2 separate regions of the Homo sapiens genome follow, and region 2 is linked to region 1. The links are chromatin loops, found by intact Hi-C in ENCODE. Cell type or tissue: Caco-2. All regions are shown on one strand. Links, peaks and the distances in the headings refer to the core of each region. The heading gives the core; the rest is flanking DNA.

Region 1 (9,874 bases), core at 4,978-7,477:
GGGAGAATTCTACAATGACAGAAGTGCATGGGTCTCAGTGGGTTGTGGGAGGCACGGATATCAGCCTACCCAGTGTTCATTCTTTCCTCCCTCCTGCCTAAAGAGCCCTCCCTTTGTTTGGGGATACAACATGCTCAGTAAAGATTTACAACTTACAGGCTCCCTTGCAATTGGAGATGACTGATTGCTGGCTAAGATTATGTACATAATGGCATTGAGTGGGGCTGCTGGGAAATCTCTTTTAAAGGGACAAGATTCAGCTCACATGTGGCCTTGCCCTTTTCCATTCCCTGCCGGAAACTCAGTGCAACACTGGAGGTGAATCAGAGGTGACAAGCATAAGCACACAATTTACATGTGGAAGACACGGAATGAAGACTAAATTCCAAGGAGGGTCTTGGGGCCACCACACCAGTCCTGGGCAGCCTCCCTCTGGACCACTTGCCATGTGAAAAAAATAAATAAATAAATCCATCTTTTGTACAAGGAATTTTTAAATTTGGTTTTCTATTACTTGTAGCTAAACGCAATCCCAACTACAGTGATTACGGTTTATCCTAGTTAACATTATAATACTTCAAGTGTTTATAGTATTCGAGTCACAGGAGCGTGACCTTTTCTGATTTATTATAGAATGAAGATGCTGCACTTTATTACTCTTTTAAATCCTTGTTTTTCGGATAAGCTTAAAAGCAGCACAATCATCAGAGCTATAGCCATTGGAAGTCAGAAAAAAAATCAGATAAAATTGAAAATTTTATTTTTATTGGGTACTGTTTACCGCTTTATCTACTTATTTATTTATTTATTTATTTATTTATTTATTTATTTATTATTTTGAGACAGAGTTTCACGCTGTTACCCAGGCTGGAGTGCAATGGTACGATCTCGGCTCACTGCAACCTTCGCCTCCCAGGATCAAGTGATTCTTACGCCTCAGCCTCCCGAGTAGGTGGGATTACAGGTGGGTGCCATCATGCCCAGCTAATTTTTGTATTTTTAGTAGAGATGGGATTTCACTGTGCTGGCCAGGCTAGTCTTGAACTCCTGACTTCAGGTGATCCACCCACCTCAGCCTCCCAAAATGCTGAGATTATAAGCATGAGCCACCGTGCCTAACCTGATTAGCACTTTAAGTGTTAATGGTTCATAAATTTCATGTACATTAATTAAATGTATACATATTAATTATATTGATTTAATTACAACTATATTATATATAGTTATATATACATTTAATTATATTAAAAAACATACATTAAAGTGGTTAACTATAAAATAACAAAGTATGTGAAATGTGAACTATTCAAAATAAATATAGTTTAAATGAAAGAATGTCTGCTACATTTAAATGAAAGACTCTTCCAACTTAAAACACTGTGAAGCTGGTAATTCAATAAATGTTGCTTCAATGTGGAATTTTCAAAGGACATGAACAGCTATGCTGTTGATAAGCAGTACATGGTTACATGGTTTTGTAAAAACAAACTGCTCATGTAGAATCCATGAAACAGAAATCTCAACTGTGTATTCAATCTTATGATAGATTAGATAGAGATAGATGGGTAGGTAGGTAGATAGACTGGATAGACAGATAGATAGATAGATGATAGATAGATAGACAGATAGATAGATAGATAGATAGATAGATAGATAGATAGATAGACAGACAGATAGATGATAGACAAATAGACTGACTATCAGAGATAGGTAGATAGATAGTTAGATAGATACATAGGTAAAAATACACTGGTCATTGTGGTACAAACTCTGTAATGCAGACTTCATGACTCTCAGTGAAGTGTCCCCAGGATCATTTCCCAGTTCTTTTCTTCCCACTTAGCCATCTCCAAACTCTATAGTCAGATCAACATACAGTTAGAAATAAAATACTACAGACATGAGCGTCATTCTTAGTTATCCCAGCCCCCAAGGAAGAGCAGAAAGGGGCTGACGCTCTGCTCCCACTTTGCACCCTGAGTACAGAATGTCTGTGAAAGTAGATAAAAAATGGAAGATGTAGTATTTGTTTACATGCATTAATTAAGCTAAACTTATCATTTAGATTATATAAAATGCTAAACTATTGCTTTACTTTGATAAACATGTATTTGCAGATGGCTTAAGGTTGCCAGAAATTTTGTAACTTATATGCTGTTGATTTGGCTCTTAGATTCACCTGGAATTCTCCATTTTCCTTGCAAAAATACTAACATGGGCCTAGTCACTTGATGCCCAGACCCATCTGATCTCATCTGTTTATATTTTCTACTCCTGATATTCATTATACACTTTAATTAGACAATCAAAACCTGAATTAAAAGTAGGTGTATGAAGAAAATAGCAATATAAAGATAAGTTACAAACTTAGAAACTTAGTAAAGACAAGTGGCTTCTATTCTCCCCTATCACCCAAACCATCTGTGGAATTAGGTGTGGAACAAATAACTGTAAAATATGAATTAAAAATGTAAACGCATCGAAGAATTCTTAATTTGCTTTACAAGTGTTTATAATCTATCATTTAACATTAAACATTTTTAATGGAAATCTTTGGCATTGCATTATGAATATGGTTTATGCAAGAGAGACCAAGGGATATCCATCTGTGGGCATCTGTTCAAATAAAAAGCTTTGATCGTACATCAACAGATGGAGAAAAGAAGGTATACTGATAGATTTTAAGTTACAGAAAGATGCCAAGCATCTGGTCAGAACACTATTTTATCACCTCTAAACTGTGAATTTGGTGTAATTATACCAATCCTATAGAAGAGGAAAGGCTCAGAAATGGAAGTAACTTGGCCAAGATCATATTATTTAAGGAGGAGAGCTTAGATTCAAAGAAAATCTGCTCAAATCTAAAACTATTGTAAGTTGATACTGAATTTCTTCCTCAGATGACAAAACTATGATATATTAATATTATTGAGAGCGGTTAGATTGGAAACAAACATTCACAAGTAGAAAACATATATTCCCTCAAGCAAACCACTGATTGATTTTAAATTTTATTTGCTATGAATCCAATAGAAAAAATAGCATTGCAGGATTAATATTTGTTGACAACAAAATTATAATGATTTCTACTAAAGCAGAATACATTTACTTGGATCCTGGGTAATAAGATATTTACTAAATTTATGTAGTTGCTAAGTAACAGATGAAATGCAACCCACCTCAATGATTCTAAGCAATGGATAAATGCCACCAGTTTTTAAATAGAATGTGTTCTGTATCATAGGATCCTCAGCCCTTGGTTCTTGAGTTGCACTATGATTGGAAACATTAACTTTTCAACTATGAAATTATCCTCCTTCCTCCAGCCTTCTTATTTGATACGACATTTTCTTTATCTTAGTCTCTTCTTCTTGTATGAAAACTTAGAAATGTACACAGAAAAAAAAAGAAGGCTCCTTAGCTGATGGGAATTTTGGCTTAACCCAGGAAAAATTTTAAGACCAAATGACAAATAAAATATTTTATATAACTGATTTTATTTGTAGTTCAAAAATATATTTTAAAAGTTAGATTTTAAGACAGTCCTTTCTGTCTTCAAGCTGGGCATTTTTGTTTATTTCTGTTAAATTTATATTCTTAGTGTTTAAAAGATTCATACCATAAAATTCAGATAAATTTTTTAACGTTAGAAAGAGTCCAGCACTGTAATTAGCATAATGCCTTTTTAATTAAACAGTCCCTCCACCAAATTCTATGGCTATGTTGAAAGGTACTGCTTCCTTGAAAAATAAATATCACAAAGGTATGCCTCACCTTAGAAAAACATTATTTTGAAAAACCACCACTTAAGGAAAAATGATAGTATATACACATATAGTCTGGTATAAGTCCAAAAAGCCTCTTACGTATGCAGAAATCCGTAGCTCAGGACAAATCAACAGCAGCAAATATCTTTAATGTGTTACGAGCCTCGCAGACCTTAGTTAAACAGATGAGCAATTAATATATTTACAGTAAGGAACAAAGACCTCTGCATTAGTAAAGAACCCAGCTGCTTTTAACTTGTATGTCTGGCTTTTAAAGATGCTTATTTGAGATAAGATTTAGTCTCTAATAAAATACATCTTTGCGTTGTTTCTTAATTTTATTTGAAAGAAAAATACTCCTATTTTCTCATGTTTAAATCTATGGCCTCATCCTAGGTTATGTTTTTTCTTTTTATCTAGAGTAAACCATGTTTGTATTCTAGGAACACATTTTCATTTTTATAATAAAACAGAAAGGACTTAAAAGTTCAATTGCTTTAAAAAGTCACCTTAGCGTCTAGCTTTGCCGGACACGTCTAAAACCTGAAGAATGTCTATTTTACTGTTAGTCTCATTGTCTTGAATTTGCTTGTGCACATTTTTTGAGGGTAGTTAATTCCAGCCAGAAGGGGAGGATTTTTCACAGTGCCGAAGTTATTCTGCAATGGTAAATTATAAACACAGCTTATTCATTCCTTTGATCTTTTTGTCCATTCTATTCTCCCTGGCTAAAATGCTTCATGATTTATCTTAAAAAAAGGTTTTACAAAAAATGCTTATAACCGGTGTTCTATGAGTCTGTAGAGTTTCATTTTTAACTCTTGGAAGCCCTCATACATTATGGATATTTACATCAGGTCATATTTTCTGACCAAGATCTTAAGTTTCTTTGGGTGCAAATCTTCACATCCTCCATGTGCTTTCTGTACAGTGCACAGTAGATAGTTGGTCAAAATATGCATAATTGCCATCATACACAGGGCAAAGAATTCGTTGTTCATGGAGCAGATTAATATTCATGCATTGGAAAACTAAGTTCTACACCAAACTATTTCAAAGCAAGAAAGGCCGGGCGCAGTGGCTTATGCTTGTAATCTTAGCACTTTGGGAGGCGGAGACAGGCGGATCACCTGAGGCCAAGAGATCGAGACTAGCCTAGTCAACATGGCAAAAACCCATATCTATTTAAAATACAAAAAATCAGCCTGGCATGGTGGTATGCGCCTGTAATCCCAGCTACCCAGGAGGCTGAGGCAGGAGAATCACTTGAACCTAGGAGGTGGAGGCTGCAGTGAGCCGATATTGCACCACTGCACTCCAGCCTGGGCAACAAGAGCAAAACTCTGTCTCAAAAAATCAATAAAATAAAATAAAATAAAATAAGAATGTCAAAGCAAGAAATATAATACTAATCCCAAGGAGCAAATTTGCTTCCAAAAATCTCTAGTAAGTCCCCAAGAAGGAATAACTTTACTGTATTTAAAATTGCCTTGTTTTTTTTTTTTGCTTGAAAGACAACTCGATTAAATTATTGTGAAACTACATATTTTCATTATGTATAACTGGTTTTAGAAACCTCATACCTAAAAATACCTAAGAAGCAGGCTTCTCTTACATAATATTTGGTTGAAACCAACATAGATCTGTTTAAGCAATGTAATGTTTATTGTCCCAATGCCTGAATAACAGATTTTATTTTTTATACTGCAGAAATTTAGAGAGGATTAGTTTTCCTTATCACTTTCTAGAGCTATCTAAAAGTATGAAATCTCTGAGTATTATGAAATATTCAGAGAATTGGGGAAATATTTACATCACTTGAATATAACACGTAAAGTTCAAATTTTTGTTTGAAGGAACAAAAATCATTCTTTTTGTTATTCTTGGCTATTGTCAAGGTATTTTTGTTCCAAGGAAGAAGTTTCAGTAAAGTTATACATGTCTGAAAAATTAACATGGGAGTATAGATTGTTAACAGAAAGAGACTAGATGAGTTACATTTATTCTCATAAAAGTTGTTTCATAAAATGTACTTTGTTATTCCCCAGGTCCTGATAACATATTACATAACATACTGTTAATCACAGTTCTAGCTTATGAGTCACATCATTTATTTTAATATTTCAGGTGCTCTAATTTTTTTCCTATAAATTAGCCTTTCCCCAAATCTTTTCATAGTGTATTATCTTGGTATTCTTTTTCTCACAACCAGTTACAGACTTGAAGTCCCTGTGGGAGAAGAATCTAGGGAAAATTGTTATTTTTTTCTCTTTTCTATATCTTCATTTCTAGCATAAAAAAAAAAACAAACAAAAGCTCTCATCTTGAGAAAATATAAAATAATTTACATCTTTTTAGTGTCACCCAGGAATTCAGGCCCCTAATCAGGGTGCCTGCCTCTGGAAAGAAAACGCTGTTGAAAGTTAGAAGCGTGCATTCAGCTCTAGAGGGCGCGCAAGAGTCTCCACCTGACTTCACGTCCTCACCCCTCTGAGCCAGACAGTGGCTGCTGATTTTGGCCAAAACCAAAGACAGCATTGGTGCTGGGGCATACACCTTTGGCATGGGTGAGGTATGAAAAAGATACTAAAAGCAATAACCCCCAGTTGGATGTCTCTTTTGAGATGTTCCTTTAAGGATCACTGCTTTGGGGATCCACCTCTTTCAGGTCGGCCTCTTTTGTAATCCTTCCTTCCTTCTTTGGATTGGTACTTTTGGATGCCTACTGTTTCTTTGCCTGTTGGGTCTGATACAGGATGCCTTCCTGCCTGACATAATACACACCATTCATCTGCTTAGGACACCAGTGGGAACTGGGGTGAGGGCCAGGGAGAGAAAACATGGAGCAGGAAGCAGAAGGTTGTCTCTAGTCCAGACAGTGGAAATTCCTCAGATTCACAGGTAGTCTACTCCATTCCCTTAAGTAGATTTCATGAAAATTGGAGGCCAGAGCCCCAGACAGCAAAATGAGGTTAATTTTATCCTAGAGTTTCTCCTCTGTCCAATTCACTCAAAAACTTGAAGAGAAATCAGCCGGGTGATGAGGGCTAGACAGTCAGGATTCTAGCCTTCTGTCTTTAGAGACTCCACTTCAGAAAAAGAGGAAGACCAAGAATTTGGGTCATTTACATATGAGTGACTAGAGAAAAGAGAAAAAGAGCCTCTGAGGAGTAGAGAAGGGCAGAGGCCTCAGGCTTGGTCTAGACACCCCCAGGGGAAGTAAAGGCAAAGCTGTAACATCAAATCCACCCATGATCCTATCCAGAGAGAGATTCAGTGTACAAAAATAGCTGAGATACCACTGGATTCAATCTCAGAAAGAACAGGCAGAGATCTTTAAAGTCCCTTTTATCAGGGTTAATGTGGGTGATCTGAGTCCTAAATGACATTCTACCAGTTAGTAACTAGGTGATGTTTGCTGAGAGAGATGACACATTGGCACCCTCTCATTCATGCCATTCATAGGCAGTACCACCCTTAGACCTGGGCAAGTGGGGTCCTTACTCCCACTCTGGGGTGCCTTCCTCAAAATTTACCAAGATCCCTGTAGTGTGTAGGACAAGCTGGGGCCTGAAGTATTGTCATGGTGTGGTGCCACAGGCCTGGACCACTTGGCCCTGGTCCCCATTTATCCCTTTTGGGGCAGTCTCCAACTCTGTCCCATTAACGTACCCCATAACTAGGGTCAAGCAGATGACCCAAGGAGGAGCTGTAGTCCTCACAGCTTTCAGGTTATTCCAGGATCCTGTGGCCAGTACCCAGTTCAAGAAAGAGCTTGGTAAATAGATGACTCCCTCTGGCTGCTGCAGTATTTCTTCCAGAAGCTGGTTGAGATTATGCTGCCAAAATGGTGCTGACACACTAATTTGGATTGACTTTCACTCATGGAGAAAGCAGAAGACATTCAAGGCTATGGGCTACAAAGGAACACACTTGGGCTTGAGCCATGTTTGTGAGACAGTTCATCGGCTTTCCCTCATCCATCACTGCCTCTGGTCTATCCCAAAGTAACAAGTAGCAACAGGCTTCCCTTACTCCAAGTTCCCCATGCCATGGGTGGCCCCAAGGGTTATCAACTCACTCCCTGTAGGCTTTACATCATACAGCAGGCAGTTCTCAAGTGGGCCTCTTGTTTTCAAGGGATTTTGAGACCACTGCTCCACATGAACAAAGGGCAGGCAATTCTGATCAACGTCCACTCTTGCCTCCAATGGATATGATAATGTTATGGTATCTCTGATCATTTTTAAGGCATGTCAAGTTAGGAGCTGACAGTTCTGTGAAAATGGATCAACTCTGCTTTGCCCATGGGCCCCTCAGTTACCCTGTCGACTTGTGTTGGTGGGAAGACTACAGGGTCAACATGGTAGGATCCCGTGCTAGGAATACGGTGGTTGTGACCTTAAGCTTTCAAGGAAGATGAGGCAAAACCACATGTTTTCCTGTGCTTAGACTATGACATTCTGAGAGTAAATTTAACATGACAAGAAAACAAATCAACTTTCACATAATTCTGAATACCCTGCGTAAGACTTGCATCTGGAGTCATCATCAACAAAGCTCAGTAATAACCTTATAGTGTTATAAGTATCCATGCAACCAGCATTAAATAAAATAAAGAACAGCAGGAAACTGCAAAGGCAAGAATGTCTGTATTATTTCAATACGAACAGGTTCTGAAGAGCCATGACATTTTGAATAATAACAATGTTGCTCCCTTTTTATTTTGATGGACACATGACATTAGCCAGGAAGGGTACACTTGACAATGAAGAACATGAAGAGATAGTTTCTAGACCGAACCAGGAAATGATAATGCCTGAATATCACAGAGAATTCTCATGCATGGATCAGACAATAAATAAATACATAAATACCTCTTTGTTACTCATTATTCTAAATCCCAACCAAAATAGATAAGTTACTATACCTCACACGGTCCCACGAATTTTGTTTATGACAACAAAAGCCACACCAAAAAAAAAAAAAATTGTGCAGGGTCTCACCCACACCAGCAGCAGCCTTGTCAACATTCTGGGACTTGGCAGCCTGTTTGGCCCTGGCGGTGTCAGCACAGCAGGAACTCTGTCACTCACAAAGTGGAACTGATCTCACCTTGCAAGAAGCAGCAAGTTTGTCCCCATTTCACGGGGTGATGTCTCTTTGTAGGTGCCAACTGCACTACCAGCAGCTGAGGGGTGGCTTGGGTTAGGCGAGAGTGTATTTGGAGCAAGCACTTGAGGAAAGTGAGAGAATGTTTTAATGCTTAATCTCTATCACAATTCCCACTACTAGCACCAAAAATATACCAAAAGACCAGAGTACTAAGGATTGCAAGCAACCTCAAGACAAGTTCCAAGCCTTTCCCACTTTAAACCAGATTGTAACTGCTAAGCATTCTTTTTCTAGATATTCTAGTCTCTACTGTTAGTAGGATTAATACAAACATTTATTCTACGCAGTGAGATGCTAAATGAATCCTTCTTGCCTGATACTCAGGAATTCTTACCACGAAGAATCATTCACCAAAGCTTATGTTACACAAAATATAGTCTAAAGAAGTATTAAAAACTTCTTTCTTTGTTCTTTTGTTTTTTAGAGTCAGGGTCTCACTATGTTGCCCAGGCTAGAGCCCAGTGGTGCGATCATGGCTTACTGCAGGCTCAACCTCCTGGGCTCCAGCGATCCTCCCACCTTAGCCTCCTGAGTAGCTGGAACCACAGGTATGCACCACCATGCCCCACTAATTATTTGCTATGTTTGTTTGTTTGTTTTTGTAGAGACAGTGTCTCACTATGTTGCTTAGACTGGTCTCAAACCCCCTGACCTCAAGTCATCCTCCTGAATTGGCCTCTCAAAGCACTGGGATTACTGGCTTGAGACACTGTGCCTGGCTAAGTGCCCCATATTCTAAAGAGAGCTCCCTTAAATCTGCACTAAATATATTAAGAGCTTACTTAGGGAGGAAGAAACAAGCCATGTTAAATTTGGTATCCAAGCAATTTGAAAGAAAGCTGAGACATTGAGAGAAGGGGAGAAGTTACTACGACTTCTCAGAGAAGACACATTTTCTTACCCTCCAAATAGGAAAAGAAAGGAGAGGTGCT
Region 2 (9,874 bases), core at 3,666-6,165, 54 kb after region 1:
TTATTTATAAAAAATTTTAAAACATGTCCATGATATATTTTAAAGTGAAGATGGTAGAATTGTGTGTATATTAGAATTGAACTTAAACAGAAAAAAGATATGCTCATATGAGACCAAAAAAATTATTGATGTATAGACATGAAAATGTTAACAATTAGTAAGCTATGGGAAGTAAGAAATTATGAGGAGGAGGTGGAGAGTATTTCTTTCTACATATTGTACTTTCATTTTTTAAAACAAGAAGCAGGGGTCAGGTACAGTGGCTCATGCCTGTAATCCTAATACTTTAGGAGGCTGAGGCAATATGATAGCTTGAAGCTGGAAGTTTGAGACCAGCCTGGGCAACATAGCGATATCCCATCTCTACAAAAACTAAAAATAATTTAGCAAGATGTGGTGATGTATGTCCATAGCCCTAGCTAATCAGCAGGCTGAGGCAAGAGGATCACTTGAGCCCAGGAATTCAAGACTGCAGTGAGCTATGATCATGCCACTGCACTCCGGCTTGGGTGATAGAGTGAGATCTCCTCTCAAAAAAAAAAGAGAAACAGGTACTATTTCTAAAGTTTAGTTAAGAAAAATTTATCCTGATTAACTAGACAATAAACCATATAATAACTCTAAGTTTATTGAAAAGTATTATATATGCATGAGAATAAAATGATTAATAAATGTGAATAGCAAGTCCAGAGAAGATTTAAATAGAATTCAGAGTTAAATGAGTTTATTTGGTCGGTGCAAAATCAATTGTGGTTTTTGCCATTGCTTTTAATTGCTTTTAAAAGTAATGCTTTTACACCAATCTAATATTTCAATTCTGTGCAGCAAGAAATGTTTATTCAATGAATCAAGTTGATACATTGGTTAAACGTGAAAAAGATTACGTGAAATCCACACCTTCTCTTTTTAGCAAAATAAATTTTAAATTGAGACAGTTATAAATTTAATAAAATAAATCACATAGGCAAATGATGAATGTTTAATGAATTGGGAGGGCTTTCTAACTGTGATGCCAAGGCCAGAAAGAATTATGAACAAATTGATAGATTTGATTACATAATACATACACACATATATAAATCACAAAATAAAAGAAATTTTGCAACATATCAAGCTGTGCCCAATCAAAAATGTGTAAGTCTACCCAATAGCACAGCAATTACATTCATTCCTGGGTTTAATTTACCAAAGATTACTATATTTTTTGCACAAATGGACTGTTAGGGTGAATCTGGGTGCTCATCCCCGGGATATTAGAAATGGAAATTATGATGAGTAAATAGCATGTAATATTTTGCAAACGTTAGAAGAAACAATTACTAGATATACACCAAGCAATATGGATTAATATTTTACAAAGCATTGTGATAAATGAGAAAATTATAAAATAGAATAAGTTCTAAACATAGCCATTTAAGTGAGCTAAGTACGTGTGTGTGCAAAAGAACAACATATGTACAAGAACACATGCGAACAAAAACTGTACAGTAAGTAGTTTAAAATGTACAGGGAATTGTGTAGGGGGAGATGAGAGATGGAAGGGGGGACATGGATGTATCAACAAATATAAACAAGAAACAAAGAACAAAACAGGATTGGACTTTTCAGAGATCACTGATAATTACGTTCTTTCGTGATGATGAGTATAATTAGCTCAACTCAATGCACTTGAAGTTCAAAAAATATATTTGTATTTTTTTTAAAATAGGCTAAAGAATGAGCTAATAAATTAATAGCTAATAAATATGAATAATAAATACATGAAAACATTCACTTTGACTAGCAATTAAATAATAATAATAATACAGAAGTTTATATGTGTTTATTTATTGACCTGTTTATTGAGAAGTGGGAGAAAAGATGGTATTTAGAAATATTATTCTTAATGGCACTAGAAAGTAGTAGAAACTTTTTGGACTACTCAGATAAGTGTCAACAATACCTGAACAAAAGTTTTGATTATAACATTGATTGTAAAGGCTAATAGTTGGGTGAGAACTAGTTAACACTTTGGGGTTTGTTCAAACAAATTCTTCATCAAACAAATGAGTATTATGTAGCCTTTGAGGGTTGATGAGATAGAGGATTTTTTCTCTTTGTCCCTATATATTATTAAATCATGTCACATTGAAATGCACTATTTTCTGCAAAACATGTAATAAGTAAATTTTTAAAATTCAACTAAAATAAATTTGAGGGTACACTAAAAATTCAGCAATTCTGGGAGAAAAGTTCTGCAGTTTACATTCTGTTCTATGACCAGTAAAGTATTAGAATTTTAATATATTTTATGTTGCTTCTTTCACATAAATATCTTAAAATTGGCTTTATTGGCTTATAACTTCATACGTTTCCTTCCCATAATTAAGAAATGTTTGTGATTGCTGTTAAAACTCTAGATTTTAGACTATAGTTAAGTGGGAAAAAATACACTTATTTTTGCATTAAAAAGGCTTTTAAAAAACATGCACTAAGCCAGGTTAAAATGTTTCCTGCCTAGGAAATAGCATAAAAAGCATTTTTTCCCCCATTAAGTTAATGCAGTAGTACATTTTGATAAATGTAAATTGAAATAATTGCAAATCTGATATATGTAATGTGAATTCTTGATTTGGAAAGTAATTTATGACCAGCAGTTATTTTTTAAACACAAATATTACTTTTTTTAAAGCTAATCAGAACTTTCAGATATGTCATACTGAAAAGCCTGTACTCTGATAACATTTATTCCCTATGATATGGAAAAAGAGAATCGTTTCTATTCTGGAACAAATGCTGAAGACACTGCACGCCTTTGCTTGGCTCTCTTGGTTAATGAATGTGTTACTTAAAATAATAATTTGCTCTTCAAATCATCTGGCCACACAGACCCATATTTCCCCCCATACAATGCTGTTTTGCTGATATTAGATTTACTTACCTTTTAACGGGATATTTATGCTATTTCCATGAACACACTCATCTACAAAGATACAAATTATCCAAGTAACAATACATAAGAGACCCGCATGGAGGTCTGGGTTAGCTGTGTACAGAGAAAGATGCAGGGCTGGAGCAGAGCTGCATCCTGATATGAGAGTCTATCACTTTTTTCCCCCTCTGAAGCTATGGGGAATGAAGAATTCACTCTTTTATTCGTGGCGTGATGGCAGTTCAAGGTTTTATTGAGGATGTGGTCTGGCAATGGTATTCTGCAACCCACGCACAAAACATAGCACTAAAATCTTTATAATTAACTGCATATGATTTAGCAGGGTCATTTAGAAGGATGATTCATCTGCAGTAGGTGTAAACTGGCTCACTAAATCTAAAGCTTAGAGGGAAAGACAAGACAGAATAGTTTCTTGATTCCACTTTAGGCTAATAGCCAGGTGACTCAGAGTCCTTACGAGCCCTGATTCAAGCTTCATTTCTCAGCACTGTTAGCTGCTGGAGTTACATGCCCAACAATTCATCTTTTTGCATCTCAGCTATGTAAGTCTCTAAAACCAGTTTTTATCAGGGGTCTAGGGATTGTGCTACCTGTAAGTCTATGCTCCAAACTACTAATATTTTTCTTCATTCTTCTTTGAATTTGAATGTGTGTTTATGTCTAAGGTTTTTTTTTTTTCTCCCAGTTTAATTACACGTTTTGGTAAAATTGTGCAGTGGGCACTGCTTCTCTTCAGTGTCTTTCCATCTTCGTGCAGGCTGGTCATGTCCTGTCTTCTAATGCTACCTGAGCCCTAGCACTCCAGGAATTCCATTATAACAGACTCTTTCTCCAGGCATCTCTTGAATTCTACAAAAATCTTTAACGTTTTCTCTTTACACTCTGCTTTCAGCAAGCTGCCAATTAGAAAAGATCTGAAAATATCATCCTCTAAGTGGTTAGTAGCTCACAGTAGTTCACTGTATTCTCCTCAGGAGAACTTGCACTGCAAAAGGGAATGGATCATTGACTTTAGGCAATGTTCCACAACTAAGGACAGCAGAGTCTCCTGGAATGAACTTTTAGAAATGCAGATTCCTGGGCTGCCAGAATAAGAATACATGCTTTCAAGAATCTTCCAATCTTCCCAGATTGGGAAATGACAACTATTAGCCTGGAACAATCAAACATTTGGATATCACCATATTCAGGTACAAAGTTAGGGTTAAAGCAAAGGCTATTTGTAACCTCAAGTACTTTCTACCATACCTCCTAAAGAAATTGTGTATGCAACCCACACACACACACACACACACACACACACACGTGAGTGCTATAATTTGGTCCCATGCCAAATGTCAAGAAGAATAGAGTCAAGTAATAAGCAATATCCATCCACTGCAACCTTTGGGATAAACTATACTCTTGGTTAGCTCAGGATCAAGCGTAAAAACATTCCATTGAATGTATATTACAAATTAGTTACATCTCTTGTTTGGAGGGAACTGCATTCACTTCACCAGCAAGGGTATCTTTTTGATACTGTTGACTGTTCACATAACCCAACAACAGTCTTTTCACAGTATTTTTGTTAGTTTATTACAAAACCTTTTATTGTTATTGTGTTTTATAAATTCCAATGCAATGAAATACATTCTACTCTTTGTATTACTACTGTTAACATTTTAATGACTATCTCTGCATTCTTTCATTTATTATTTCATTCATTCATTCAGCAAATATTCCAGGAACTATTCTAAGCTCTGCAAACAAGCTACATAAAGCCCACATACTCAAGATAGCATTATAATGGTGCAGGTAAAAATGAAACACATAAGTTCCATGAAAATGTCAAACATGATTAATGGGACTCAGATGTCCTAGGGGAAGGAATGCTACTTTACATTGAAGAGTAAGGTGAGGCCTTTGCAAACATGTTGCATTTGAGCTGATACCTGAATGATAAGAAGGAGCCACTCGTGAGATGCTCTGGGGAATTGAAATCTATACAGAGGCAATGATTGTGCAAAGACCTAGGGTGGGAATAAGCTTGGCATACTTGAGGATTAGAAGGAAAGTCAGTTTGATTAGAGTATGATAAAAAATATGGAGACCGATAGCTGAGGTGGGAGAAGTATTAAGGCCTAAGCCACATATAGCTGTACTGTCCAATACAGGATCCACTGGGCACATGTAGCTACTGAGCACCTGAAGTCAAGCTACTCTGAATTGAGGTGCACTCCGGGTGTCAAACACAAATGTAGACTGGATTCTGAAGATCTAGTATAAAGAAAGTATACAGTATATCTCATTAATAATTTTATATGGATTATGTATTGTAATGATAATTTAGAGATACATTGGATTAAATTAAAATATTATTACTATTAATTCACTTGTTTTACTTTTTCTAAAGTGCTTATTAGAAAATGTTACATTATGTATGTGGCTTAACTTAAAGCCTTGTATGTCATAGTCAGAAGTCTCGGTTTAAGCAGAATGAGAAATATTTAAAAGATTCTAAAGAGGCGTTACAATATGAATTACCGTTTTTTGGTTGTTTTGTTGTTGTTGCTGTTTTAAGACAGGGCCTCACTCCCGTCACCCAGGCTGGAGTGCAGTGGTGTAATCACGACTCACTGCAACCTGAGATATAGAAAACAGGGATGATTTTAGTTGTCATTATGAGTAAATGGATGGTTGGGGGCCATTCTATGGGATGGAGAAGACTGGGATGGGAGTGTACTTGAGAGCAGGAGAAACAAGGGTACTATTTTGGAAATATGTTGAGATGTCTGTTGAACATCTGAGTAAGCTCTTCAATAGGGAAGTCATGCAGAGGAGGAGAAATAGACCAAGAAAGAGGAACCTAGTAATTGCGAGAAAGTAAGTGCTTGGTGGTATCGCAGAAGTCAACCAAATAACTTGTTTCAAAGACCAGAGAGCGGTTTACGATGTCAAGTACTGTTCAGCAGGCAAGGAAGATGTGAACAGAGACCTGGTCATCGCATCTGGCAATATGGAGATAGTTGATAATCTTGATAAGAGCAATTTGTGATGGTGGTAGCAATGCCAGTCCAACTAAAGTATATTGAAGAGTAAATGGGAGCTAATAAAATTGGAAATAAAAAAATAGAACTTAGCAGATCTTTGAAGATTTGCTGTGGGCAGATAAAGGGAATAAGAGCTGGAGACACACTGTAAGTTTTTTGAATTTAAGACTGATTAGAGCTTATCTGTGTGCTAAGGGGGATTATTCAGTAAAGCGGAAGAAAAATGATGCAGTAGAGAAACAGAATCATTGTAGACAAAGGGTTCTAGAGTAAACTAATTGGAATGGGATTCAGACCTCAAATGCAGGATTGGCCTTTGATAAGGTTCTGATGCTTCTCCTACTACATCTGAAGATAAGACTGAGTAGATGAGTACAGATATAGGAGGGTATTTTTCTCCCCACCTTCCCCTGTGTGTGTGTGTGTGTGTGTGTGTGTGTGTGTGTGTGTGTGTGTGTGTTTGCAAACCCCCTCTCATACCAACTTTTCACATTTGTGCAGTCAAACGCTCTGCCACTGAGCTACACCCCCAAATTTGTAACACTTGGACACACAATTTTAAATTCATTAATCTGGTGTGTTCTAGTTTCAAATGCTGTTACAGAAAAGTTTGGTGCCCATTTTAGCTGTGATCCTTTGCATAAGACCTGTCCTTTAACTCTTGGAACTTTCATGATCTAATATTTTGAATCCTCCCAAAATGTGACTTGGTTAAGTCTTTTGTTTAATTCATTATTCTGAACACCCACAGATTCCCTTCAATCTGCAGACTCATGTCCCTATTTTGGTGAATTTTCATTTGTACTGTATTAGTCCATTCCCACACTGCTAATAAAGACATATCCAAGACTCGTTATTTATAAAGGAAAAAATTAATTGATTCACAGTTCAGCATGGCTGGGGAGGCCTCAGGAAACTTACAATCATGGCAGAAGGGGAAGCAAACACGTCCTTCTTCACATGGTGGCAGCAAGGAGAACTGCAGCGTGAAGGTGGGGAAAAGCCCCTTATAAAACCAACAGATCTCATGAAAACTCATTCACTAACACAAGAACAGAATGGAGGTAACTTCTCCCATGATTCAATTACCTCCCACCAAATCCCTGGTGGGAGGTAATTATGGGAACTACAGTTCGAGATGAGAATTGGGTGGGGATACAGCCAAACCATATAGGTATTATTGCTTTGATGATTTCCTCCTCTCTAGTGTCTATTTTCTCTCATTCTGGAATCTCTATTATTTGGACATTGCCTTAATTGTTCCTAAAATGGCCATACCTTTATTTCTTACAATCCATGTGTTTGCCTATATCTTCTACCTTCTAGGAGTTTTCCTTGACTGTGGAAAGGAAAACTCTTGCTTTTGTTTAAAATTGTTTTGCTACAGTATTTTTCATGTCCTATAGCTCTTACTTTAATATCCATTCCTTCTTCATAGCATTCTGCTCTTCTTTAATGGGTCCACTATCTTCTTATGTCTCTGAGTATATTAAGTGCAGTTTCTTCGAAGCTGTTTTTGCCTTCAACATTGCCTCTGCTCCTTCTCAGCTCCCTGTTTATCATTGGTTGCTTTTTCTCTTTTCATGTTAGAGGCTTTTCTCAAAAGTTTTAAGATGCTAAGCTATCTGTTCATATTTAAAGCTTGCTTTTAAGCTCTGTGTGAATGGCAGATTGTTCTGACTGGTAGACTTCACTCTTTTAAGCATGATCCAAGCTTACTCTCTGGGATGGTTCAGTTTCTCTATCTAAGGATTCCTCAAATTCTTGATCCAGTTTACATGCCTGACTTCTGGGGAGGGGGAGGTGGTCCTGAACATCTAGTTGCTCTTAATGTAAACTTCCCAATTACCCCAAGCTTACGTCCCATCTCCAAACACACTTCTTCCTATAGTCCTGGTTCCTCACCTTCACAAGTCAAAAGAATTTCTATAAGAGAACAGATTAAAGTGTCCTTACATGAATTCTAAAGAACAGCTTTCTTCTCACTGATAACTCCCTTTATAGGTACATATGTGTGTATGTGTGTGTGTGTGCATGTGTGTGTGTATTTGAAGTTTCTCTAACTTATTAAGTAATTTATCATTCATACATCTTTGCACCTTTGTATATTTAGATTCAGAATTATAGATAACTCCTAATTTAATAACAGATGAAATCAGTGTTTCTGCTTCCTGGTGGGGGCAGAAACTTTGCTAAATTGTCTTCTTATACCAGAAATCCATTAAATTCAATTTTAACAATGACATTCTTTTTAACAAGCAAGATTATAGAAAATATTGCCCTTCAGATATTCCAAATTAATAACAATACTGTATTCAACATGTTTTATATTGCCATATCCATGCTGGGTATTAAATTTTATTCTGAATATTAATCAAAGTAGTAGAGAATGAATATCATCTTGTTTGAATTTGCGTATTTAAGATCTAGAAATGGTATTGTCTCCTGGAAAAAAAGGTGCCTAAAAATTTAGAACAGAGCTGAAAACCGCTAATTCTGCTTTCCTAGTGAAACAGGGAAGACTTCATGAAAGACCTGATATTTCACCTATATCTTCAAAGATTTGTCTACTTTAAAAAAAGACATTTAAAGAGGGAATTATATATCACAAGAGAATGGAAGCAAAAAAGGCGACAAGCATGTTCATAGAATAGTGAGAGATTTGAGATATGGGAGAACAAAAAAAGATAACATATGAGAAAGAATTTTGAGAAAAGTCAAAAGTTTACATGAATTCAAAGACATTATTCAAAGGCATTATTTTTATTGATATCGGTTGCATTTTCTTCCTGGAGTTTTACATCTTCTCAATGAATAATATATATACCTAATGGTCTAGTTTACAAAGAACCCACAAATCTTCTTCAAGAGAGCCCTAGAAGAGATTCAATTCCAATTTCATAAGAATTATTACTTGATAAAGAACTCATAAAACTGTCATAGTTGAGAATTAGGCTATAGCCAATGGTTGCTATTCATTGTGCAAATTCCCCTAAGCCCAGCTGTTTTCAGCACACGACTCGTGGGCAATTCCACGTGCATAGCCAGTGCCCATACCAGGAATGCCTGTCTGCTGTTCAAGGCCTTCTCCCTTGCCACAGGAGACCATGGAGCTGCAAGCTAGCTCAACACACAAAGGCAGGGGAATTAATACCCCAGGATAAATCCTTCACAAGTGAGAGTCAGGAGTCTTGAGGAAAGCCCCAGCAATCCTGTCCTCTAAGGAGACAATGCTAAGGACTGTTCTGTACAGTTCCTCAGAGGCTCCATGGGGACTGAGCCTCTACTTCCTCACAGAAGCAATTGCATCATGGAGCACATAGCTGACTCCTCTTCCTTCTTTTTCTCATTTTCCTACCTCTCTCACTTCTGCTTCCTAAAATGTCCCCCTGAATAAACGATCTATACCCATTTCTTCTTCTTGGGCACTGGCTTTAGGAAAATCAAAATAGGATGGATACTTAACAAATGATGTGCCTCTACTATTTATCTGTTTCTATCAACCCAGTATAATTTACAGGCATCCAGCTTTTCCATTTCCTTATTAGAAAAAATGAAAAATAGTTTTCAGTTATGGCTGGTGTTTTTTAACTTGCTGGCACTGATTCTGTGTATTTTGGATGAAAACTTTATCCATGATACATAAAGGGAGGACACAAAACTGAGAACCAGAAAATCCATATTTTAGTCCCAGGTTTTGTACTACCTAGAAGTGAGACTATATAGAAATCATTTTCTCTCTCTAAAACCTCAGCTTCTTGCTTTATTAAAATGAAGGTGTTGATGTAAAAGATTATCCCAAGGCTTTGATTTCATTATTCCATGAAATTATAAAGAGGCAGGCCTGCTTTGGACAAAGCTGTCAGTTGGACATGTTTCCCGGTGGTCAACAGGACACAGTTGGGAGTCT

Evidence for each region. Hi-C counts contacts between places; a loop is a spot of excess contacts. Peaks named below come from ENCODE experiments on the same cell type or tissue, not always from the same donor. Only the 100,000 strongest peaks of a DNase experiment are listed, where the experiment ranks them.
Region 2: it touches region 1 in a loop (4-fold over the local background); 2 of 110 quality-filtered maps call a loop at or near these places.

Annotation. Positions count from the first base shown.
Region 1 is chr1:239,302,685-239,312,558 of GRCh38, forward strand. No RefSeq gene overlaps it. Among named protein-coding and RNA genes, the nearest start is that of CHRM3, 79 kb to the right of the region's middle. In Caco-2, for the core only: a CTCF peak has its summit at 6,253 (motif pointing right); no DNase peak of the experiment used is centred there.
Region 2 is chr1:239,358,360-239,368,233 of GRCh38, forward strand. No RefSeq gene overlaps it. Among named protein-coding and RNA genes, the nearest start is that of CHRM3, 23 kb to the right of the region's middle. In Caco-2, for the core only: no CTCF peak of the experiment used is centred there; a DNase peak (open chromatin) is centred at 4,872.